2 separate regions of the Mus musculus genome follow, and region 2 is linked to region 1. The links are chromatin loops, found by intact Hi-C in ENCODE. Cell type or tissue: left cerebral cortex. All regions are shown on one strand.

Region 1 (5,000 bases):
AAAGCCACTCGAAGCACCCCAAGCCACGCGGGCTTCCTTTTGAGCTCCCAAATCCAAGGACTTGGAGCCGGTTCTAAAACTTCTGACAGTGGCCTAAAAACATGAAACAAGGGCTGCATCCCCCCCTAGGACTCTATGTAAAATACACCCCACCCTGTAAGAATTACCTCCACTCCACGTGTCAAAATACAGCTGTAGCTGTATAGTACAATGCCTCATAAATCCGAAAATGTTTAAAATGCCCATTGTATTTTCAAAGCTCTGGAAGAGTCATTTTCTAGATTAGCACCCTCTCTTCCCCAACCCTGTGCTAAGCCTGCCTCTTTTTTTTTTCCTTTTCCTGATTTCCATATTTCACAATAATTATTAAGTGGTCTTATCTCTCAGGCTAGCTTTGCCAATTCAGGCAGTCACTGGCGATAGTGACTGCGTGTCTTATGAATTAGTACATTTAGAAATCTCGTGCTAAGACATGTTACCCAGCTCCTCAAGTTAGCAGATGGCCTCAAGAAAGGCTCGTTTTAATTTTTCAACTACGTAAGTATAATTGCCCCTGCTAACGTACACACGTAACAGTGAAGTATGCACGTGGGCTGAGGGATGCTCTCTGAAGCCTCCCGCGTACCTGTCAGATGCGCTCCTTCTTTGTACAAATAGCCTGGCTCGGACATTACAGATCTGTGGATTAAAAGCAGACAGAAATGGCAAAGTCAAAAAATAAAAATGAGAAGCCACTGTAGGAAAAAAAAAAAACCTTGGTCAGAATGGGAAAGTTTGTGAAAGCCATTTAATAGGCCCTGGATATCAAAACATTTTAACTTTTGCAAAGTTTCAGCATTAAACAATTAGGAAGAAACACAATTAGACAGTGCATTGTGGAGGCTGGTCACTTTTTGTATGTCATGTGGCTTTAAAAACAAGTCAGATAAATGATGATGCCATTAAAACTGAACTAATTAAAGAAAGCTTCTTTTAAGAACTCATTAACTGCAACCTCATTTGCATAATGATGCATATTAATTAAGTTTTAATGAATCTGAATTTGCACCAAGCCTATTCATGTTGGCTTTGAAACAAATTGAACAAATTAGTTAAAAGCTTTTTGGAATCTACTTTTCACACCAAACAGCGTATGAATGCAATCATCTGCACAAAAAAAGAAATATTTTTTCTTTAATTTAATTCAGAGGTATGCAGGGCCCATCTATTAATTATTTTTAAATGCAATACATTTCACCTTTTCTTTGGGAAAAAAATCAACAAAATTATTTATTCTTGAATGAGAAATATTATAAATGTGGGTTGTGGGGGAGAAATGATTACGACCAATTTATTGGCAGTGAGTCAGAGATATTTGACTTTAGGGTACATTTAGTTTATTTAATAGTGGGAGTAAGAATCAGGGAGGTGATAGCAGGGCCTTCAGAGCGCTTTAGGGAGCAGACTGACAGTAGCTTCCTTCCCCGGGTGGTGGTGGCGGCTGTGTGGAGATCCTGGTATCACACTACTCCATTGCAAACCTCCTCAGTAGCACAGGAAAAAAATTAAACATTTACAGAACACATGTTCTTTTCCTCTGGATTTGTGCAAATCCTATTTTTTTTTATATACACAAGAAGTGGAATTCAATTTTAACAAGTTTGCATTGGGCTCATAAGAAAAACAAGAATTACCTCGGAGACTCTATTGATTTGCTCATGTTGCACTGTGTCTTCATCAAGAATGGAGAGATTTATGTAATTACGGCTCCATCTTTTGTTGTCTGGAAGCACTTTTTTTTTTTTTTTTTTTTTTTTTTGTAAGTCAGCATATACAAAGGATGGAAGCGCTTTTATTGTCGAGATTACAAGATCATCGCTCCCCCCTTGTTAAACCGTTTCTCCAATAGGTGCTTTGAAGAAGTCCGCAATTAAGATGGTGTCTTATATTGGAAATGCGCATTTTTAAAACAAAGTATTTACAGGTATTCTTCGGCAGTGTTTTTGTGTGTGTATTTTTTTTTAAACCCATTTATCCCTTCCCCCTTCTCCCTTCAATGCCTCCCATCCCTGCTCTGTCTCCAGACAAGCAGTGCTAACTACTGGCAGCGGCAGGGGTGCCCAAGGAAACCCCCTTTAGCCAAGTGCGGAGGATGCTTTTTGAAGACATTGCTTGACAAACCAGCAACCTTCTGGATTATTCTTCCTTACTGACTTTTCTCTCCTTTGGGATTCACTTGAGCCTGGGTCGCGGTCACTTTGCATTCTTTAGGGAGGTGTGTGTGTGTGTCTGTGTGTGTGTGTGTGTGTGTGTGTGTGTGTGTGTGTGTGTGAACTCAAAACCCATTCTTAACTGCCTTGCTTTTCTCCACCCTGACCAGGGAAGCCAGCATCCAGCCCAAACTGCCTGCCTGCTCAGGCTTTTCAGCAGGCACCGCTTTTTCTCCGTTTGTGAAGCAAAGTCCAGCGGCTTTGTAAAAGACTGCTCGCTCTCCCCGGGAACGGCGGGGAACTCTTTCTTACTTAACAAACACTTATTTCAAGAGAACACCCGCCTTATCAAAACACCGTGAAAGCAGTATTTAAAAAAAAATAAACAAACAAAACAAACAGCCACTCAGATCATTTTGGGGAAGATTCTAAAGTGAATCTGTTTGTCTTTTCCTCTCACCCTCACTATTGTCTATCGCAGGACACCCAGGGACTCCCAGGATGGGTGGGACAGTCACTGGGGGAATCTGTAGCGGGGTCCTTAGCTGGGAACCACGTTTGCCATAGTTACTTCTAACGAAAAGGAGCGCGCTTGGATTTCCTCGCATGCCCTTGCCTTGAGTCCTGCCTTCAGAAGGCTGAGGTTGCAGAGCCTTTTAAATACCGTCTGAAGTTCTCTGAGGGGCAGGCTGCTTCTAGATCATGCCCAGGGACTGGGAACGTCTTTTATCGAGCTTTGGGGCTCTTTAATGCCAGGGAACAAGGGCATCATAGCGGGACCTATGATTCAACTAATAACGCTGAAGGTAGTGGAGTCTCCCAGCCAGCCCGTGTGGGGCAGGTGGGAAGAGAGAGAGCGAGGGGACATCTACACTGCCCCCTAGCTGGAGGCCTAGGAACACAGTAGACAGGGCTGGGGAACATCCAAGTTTACGGTCCTGACCCTTCAAATGACTCCCATTTTTTTTTTTATTATCATTATTTTCAAAAGATGCAAATATGAACCAAATAAGGCAGGGAAACAGGTTTTCTATACTCCTTACCACTGACGCCTCGTCAAACCCATTTCCTTCCAAAAGCCTTTAGTAAGGTAGTGTTTTTCACAAAAAAAAAAAAAAAGTGCAAATTTTGCGTGGCGAATTGGCTTCTTTGGGGGAAAATTTTGACAGAAAGCGCCTTCCTTGGGGAAGGTCAGGAGTCACTGGTATTAAACCAGACAAGCTGGTAGAGGAGTGTTAATGGCCACAGCAAGCAGATGTTCTGTAATTAGGGGAGCTGTGACTGACAAGACTGGAGAGGTACCGTACACGGGCGGGCGGCACAAAGCAGCTGCCGCCGCCGCTTCCCCTGTCACGGGTGTACACAAGTCAGACCAGCCCCCGTGAGGCTGCCGGAGCAGTGACAATTAGAAAAAAATTGTATTTGATTAAAATAAGTAATACATCATGCAATGGATGCTCTGCTTCCCATCCCAAAGAGAGAGGCCCAGGTTGGACTCTGGCAAAAGTGAACCCTGGTTCGGTTCACCCTGGAAACGACTATGTCGTGCTGAGGTTGGTGTTTGTCTGGCCCTGAGAATGAGACTCTGCAAGGAGAAAGGATGCAATCTTTTCCTTGCATCCTTAAGTTTCTGCATTTAAGCAGGCTACAAGGGCTGGCCGTTTGTTTTTATAAATGCATAAATGTGTGTGTGTGTGTGTGTGTGTGTGAGTGTGCTCACGCTTGCTTAGAGGTGAGTGTGGAGTTCAGAGGTCAACCTCGAGTGTTATTGCTTAGGAACCATTTCTTGTTTTGAAACAGGGTCTCTTACCAGAAGCTGGGGCTCCCTGATTCAGTCACACTGGTTGGCCAGAGAGCCCCAAGAATTCTCTTGTCTCTGTTTCCCCAGGGTGTCCAATGTTTCACGTAGGTTCTTAGAATAAATTCAGGTCCTGTTGCTAACCAAACTGTCTTCACATCTCCCAAGACCGGTCTCTCTTATCTCCAGAATATTAACCCCTTTGATTCACACTTAAGTTCTTCTGGACTATCCCAAGCCCCTCCTGGTTTTCTTGCATCTGGATGTCTTTTTTCGTTCATTCCTGGTACATACTTTGATCAGGATATGTGGAGTTGTTCTCCAGATAATTCCAGAATCTGAATAGAATGTTTATTGCCTGATTTGTACTTTCTGGGCTCTGACCCCAGCACAGTGCCAGAGATATAGGGAGCCTTGGGTCTCTCTCTCTCTCTCTCTCTCTCTCTCTCTCTCTCTCTCTCTCTCTCCCTCCCTCTCTCTCTCTCTCTTTCTCTCTCTCTCTCTGTGTGTGTGTGTGTGTGTGTGTGTAGTGTGCAAGCATACTGGCTGCTCAGTGCAATACGCATCACAAGCATCTATTGCAAAATCACACACACACACACACACACACACACACACACACACACACACACACACACTTGCAGAAAGCCTATTTTGGTGGCCAAGAAGTTTTGCCTTTTGTTTTCTAGGGGATCTCTGGACACTTTGTAGGGCATCCTAAAGTGGGGTAAGAGAGTTGATGCCTAGCAGTAGGCAGCTTGGCCTGGTGGACTTGAGGCCACAACTGGGACTTGGAGTCCAGTTCAGGCCTCTTGAAGTCTGACTTCCTTACTAAGGGATGGGCATGGTATCATTAGGATCTTGGGAGTGCTATGAGGTCGAGAAGGGATCGTGGAGCTTGGCCACATTATTCTTCTGGCTGTGTTGGCTCTATTTTGTCAAATGAGATCAGTGCCTTTACCACCCGTGAGGCATTAGGCAGGGGTTATTAAGTTGCTAGGTGACCCAGGCAC
Region 2 (5,000 bases), 95 kb after region 1:
GAAGGACTCCGCGAGCCACCCCAGGGCTGGGCTGAGCTCCATGAACTGCAGAGAGCAGAGTTTCTTAGATTACAGTGCTGACCCGGGTTGGCTCCGCAATCATCTTTGGCTCACATCTGCCTAATGGCCCATGTTTGATCACGGACCACGTCAGATTTTCATAGCCCAGAAGGATTCCATTAGCCACTAGGAAACGAAGGGTTTATAATAGGGGGCGTGGGGGGGGGGCTTGATGTCTCCTAGCACAGCCTCAGGCATCTGCCACCCCTCCTGCAGGCAGGTCCTTCTGTCAGCATCTCTGTGCCTCATTTTACAGGTCATCAGTGGGATGATCTCAGCTCTCCCGGCTCTCATGGCAAGTGCTTGATCTGCTGGCCCACTGTCAGCCTACATTCTGCTTTTTATCCATATAAAACTCCCATATTGGAAAGTGTGTGACTCATCTCTGGCACGTGTCCTTGATATATAAAGAGCGTCTGCAGATCATTAATATAAGAACAAGCAGCAACCCAAGGTAGAAATACAGAAAGAACACTGTGCAGTTCCACCTTAGCATTTGCCATCTCATTCCAACACAGCTCACAAGACGTCTCTCTTTGAGACTTTCTTTTTTTCTTTTTTCTTTCTTTTTTTTTTTTTGTGGTTTTTTCGAGACAGGGTTTCTCTGTGTAGCCCTGGCTGTCCTGAAACTCACTCTGTAGACCAGACTGGCGGTGCCTGATCAGAAATGATCCACTTAGATGTGCGCTTCAGACACAATGCAAAATATTTTTCAGTACCATGATATTTGGAGGCTGAAAAGACAGAAGCAGCCACTGGCATAGCGGCACCCTCTTGTAATTCAGGCATGCAGGGCAATGTAGGCAGGGACCTGGGAAGTTTGAGGCTACCACAAAGGATGGAGATGGTGCTCAGCCTCAAACAAACAATTGGAAGAAGGGGGGGAGGCTAAGGGGAGATACTTTTTTATTTCATGATTTATTCTTATTTATTAATTCTCTGTGTTTAAAGTGAAAGCAGAAAGGTACTGAATGGTTCGCTCCGAATGTTAGCATCTGCCAATGGGAGGATCTGCTGGTTTGGGTGTAAGAGAGCTCCGGCTGTGTTATGGTCTATACAGAGACAAACACCGAAAGTACTATGCAGGCATTCATATTCTATTCTAAACACAGAAAAACCAGAAAACATAGAAGAAAGTACATTGTGCTCTGACGGGTGAGACTGTAATTAATTTTATTTTGATTTTGTATGAACATTTTTGCTTGCTTGGTTATTTTATTTCATTTTATTTTATTTAGACAGGGTTTCTCTATGCAGCCATAGCTGTCCTGGAACTCATTCTGTAGACCATTGCTGGACTTGAACTTAGAGACCCAGCTGCCTCTGCCTCCTGAGTGTGGGGGTTAAAGGCGTGCGCCACCCCTGACTGCACACATTATTTTTTTAAATCTTCATTGTAACTCTATATGTGTATACACATATTCTCTGCATACATTACTTAAACTCTTTGTTTAGATGTCTTTTTTTAGCTTTCTTACTTTTATTCCTTAAAAAAAAAAACCCAAGGATATAATGAGGCATAATTATGTAAATACCGCATATTTATCTGTGCAGTGCTTTTAGATGCATGGTGGTCTCCGTGTATGCCTGACTCTCTCCAGGAAGCCAGGCCTCCAAGTTAGAGTTCCCATTTTACAGATGAGACAATGAGGCCCTGGACAGTTCAGTGAGATGAAAAGCAGAGTAGGAAGAACCTGTCAACTACTGTGCATCGTGGGTTAGCTTAGGAATACACGTGCTTGGTATATAAAGTGTAGCAAGGGCCCTGAACCCATGGGGATGCCAAACCTGGCATTCAGAGAGTGCACCAAGAATTGGGTCCTTTAGGAATTCCCGCCAACGCTTAGAGGAGGTGTGGGGGTGGTGGCGGTGGGGAGGAGTGTCTCTAGTGTGACTTTTTCACTGTGCAGTAAAGTCTCTCTCAATTTAACTTCTTCCTCTCCCATTTCATGTGAGTGTCTCTGTGTGTATCTGTTTCTGTGAAGAGCATGAGCCGGAGGGTGCCTATGTGTGCTTATATGTGTGTCTAATAAGCCCAGAGATCGAGTCCGGTGTCTTCTACCACACGCTCTCTCAATGGCCCGGGGCTCATCCAGCAGACTAGGCTGCCTGACCATTGATCTTGGGGTCTTGCACATCGCTGCCCCCGCCCCGTGATGGTATTACAAAGTGTGTCATCAGACCTGGCTTTTTATGTGGGTTCCAGAGCTCAAGTCCCCATTCTTGCTCAGCAAGCATTTTACCCAGGGAGTCATGTCCCCAGCCCAGCTGAGCTTCTCTATATAAACTCTGAACTCAGGCCCGAAAGCACACTCTCTTCCTCATTCACTATCGTCACTTTTTTTTTTTTTAATTTTTAAAATCATCACCCTTTTGTAAACTGAAACATGGAAACCAAAAACCAAAACGACAGCAACGCTTGAGCCTCTGAAGCCTGGCGGTGGTTTGACGGGGCTGTTCGGGAACCTCTGCTTGTGTGTTCCTGTGCCCCCTCTCCCAAAATGTGCCGCAATCAGAAGGCTCAAAGCTCCTCGCTGACTCCCCTACAGCTCTCAGAGTTAAAGCCCTTGCAACGACCTCTGAACTCCAGCCAGATCCGCGGTGTCTGCACCACTTGCCTCTGATAGTTCTGCTCCAAACAGGGTCTCTCTGGCTCAGCCCTAATACCTCTTTGGTCCTAGGCCTTCAGATAGGTTCTGCAAGGTGCAGTTTCCATGGCTTTCCCCCGGAGGCGCATGCGCACCGCACCTTCCGTTGCATCTTACTAAACCATCCCCTTTCAATACGAGCTTCCTCAAATTCCAGCTGCGTAGTACCAAAGTGCCAGGTTGGGTCTGAGCGGGGATACCCCACAGGGACAGGCATTCTATAGCTGTGCTTACCGCCGGGGCACCAGACTGAGGAGGACGTCAGTCCTTAATGCAAAACTGCCTTTAATTGTTCCTTGCAGATCTGAGCAGAAGGAAGCACGGGTTCTCATCTTTTAGCCTCGGTGACCTCTGACCTCTTATCAGAAGGACGCAGGCCAGGCCACTAGCAAGTTAGGAAGCGCTGTCCCGTGTTATCGCTGAAAGCTACGCATTTTCTTGCGAGACAAACATTATTTGAGGCCACGCAAGTACACACTGCACCTCTGGAGTTAGGCTGTTTTTCAAGGCTGGGGACAGGTCGCTGTTATTTTTGTTGTGTGTTTTTTTTTTTTTTTTTCATGGCTCTTTTTAGTCTTCCACCTGTTTACTGGGTTTGCTGGGCTCAGCCTCCAGAAAACAAGACAGAAAGCACCTCTCTGTGTTGCGTAGATTTAATACGCTCCGGGGGAACCCAGCACTGGTGGGTTAAGGAACAGGAATGTGCTCCCAGTTTAGGAAAGACAGTTCTTCAGCTTGAGTTTGTTTGGATGAAAACAAGACGGGCCCACATTTCTGTGTAAATCTGAAACCAGACAAGTTTCACACAGTTGCACATTTCAAAAAAGAAAAAAAAAAGAAAGAAAAAAAAACCGTTCTGCTCCCGTTTGGTGAGTATTCCGTGTATCGGGGGGAGGGGACCCCCTTAGACTTTCCAATGACAAAACGATTCCTCTTCTCCTCTCCAAAACCCTTTTTTGAGCCGTGTTCTCGGGTGTAGACTGGTTCTCTGGTGTGTATGGGAGTCTGGGATGCTGGAAGATGCTTCTATGAGATGTCAGCTCCGGGGCATGCTGTGGAACTTGCCAGAACAATCCCATTGCCCATAAATACAAAATCCTCTTTCTCACCCAGAGTGCCAGGTGCACCTTCGTCCAGAAAAACCTCAGCCTGGCCTAGGAGAATATTGTGTTCTGAGATTTTTCTGCAAATACACACACACACACACACACACACACACACACACACACACACACTTTCTCTTTCTGTCATTTTCTGTGTTAACCACATTCTTAAAACCTGGAGGCACGCCAATTTTTTTTTCTTGAAAACGGAAAAAAAATTCAAAAGTTTTTTTTTTTTTTGTAATTGAAATTCATGACAAATTACAGACAGTTTTTTTCTTCTTCCTGTCTCTTTTAGAACAACGTGTCCTTAGAAAAGAGCTTTCTTATTGAAATGGAACTTTGTGGAACCCGAGGAATGTGGCTGGGATGGATGGAGCTACCTGTCACTGCTGTGAGCCATGGCTGCCCACGCCCACAGGACCAGTGTTGTGCCTCTCAGAGCAAGACACTGTTGGAGGTCCAGTGGACAGGACCCCCCCACCCCCAATGAAAAGCAGAAACCGTTTGTTTCAGACCTGGGTGTTGGCCAGGTCAGGCTGGTGGGTGTGCCCAAGTGCACCTTGATTTCTGTCCAGGTAGTGCCTCTTCTAATATAGATGCAAGACAAAGGTCAAATAGCCACCCTGCGGTCCGGTACAACTCATAGTGTAATGATTGAGGGTGAGGTTTATCTTATTTAATTTTAATTTATTTTTGTTCAACTGTTTGGATTAAGATTGTCGCTGTAATTGCATTTACTAAAACCCTAGATAATCGTATGCCTCACAAATAGATTTTTTTTTCCCCTTCGAGGTCATACCAAGGCCATAACTTTGACCTTTTCATAAGAACCTGGTGTCTTCCAGCTCCTGGTGAATTCACTGCCACACGGTACAAATTTTAAAAGGTGCCTGCAGCATGTCTCTTTGTCTCCTGGTGTTTTGTGTGGATGTTCACGGAGTTTTTCCTTCTAACCAACAACCACAAATCTTCCTTAGAATGCCATGTCTCTAGTTGCTCTCAGTTTCCTTTAAATCTATAAGCAAATAGCAATAAATCTGGGAGGGAACTATACATATTTTTACAGTCCCCCCATTTCTTTCCTCTAAATTTCTTGAAGAATTTAACAAAGATGCCACCATGCCGCTGGTCGCAATGGGACAAGTTAGAGGGGTCAGGGAGGGTGCTATCCCATGCTGCCAAACAC

What was found. Hi-C counts contacts between places; a loop is a spot of excess contacts. Peaks named below come from ENCODE experiments on the same cell type or tissue, not always from the same donor. Only the 100,000 strongest peaks of a DNase experiment are listed, where the experiment ranks them.
Region 2: it touches region 1 in a loop (2.2-fold over the local background); 6 of 42 quality-filtered maps call a loop at or near these places.

Annotation. Positions count from the first base shown.
Region 1 is chr12:106,376,468-106,381,467 of GRCm38, forward strand. No RefSeq gene overlaps it. Among named protein-coding and RNA genes, the nearest start is that of Gm32830, 29 kb to the right of the region's middle. In left cerebral cortex, a CTCF peak has its summit at 3,071; DNase peaks (open chromatin) are centred at 1,526, 2,441, 2,830 and 3,003; H3K27ac peaks cover 880 bases.
Region 2 is chr12:106,471,887-106,476,886 of GRCm38, forward strand. It overlaps Gm51969 (a long non-coding RNA gene), which reads left to right. Exons shown (of 2, transcript XR_003950178.1): 2 at 4,110-4,864. Among named protein-coding and RNA genes, the nearest start is that of Gm32876, 4.9 kb to the right of the region's middle. In left cerebral cortex, a CTCF peak has its summit at 2,785; DNase peaks (open chromatin) are centred at 434, 2,005 and 2,837; H3K27ac peaks cover 1,443 bases.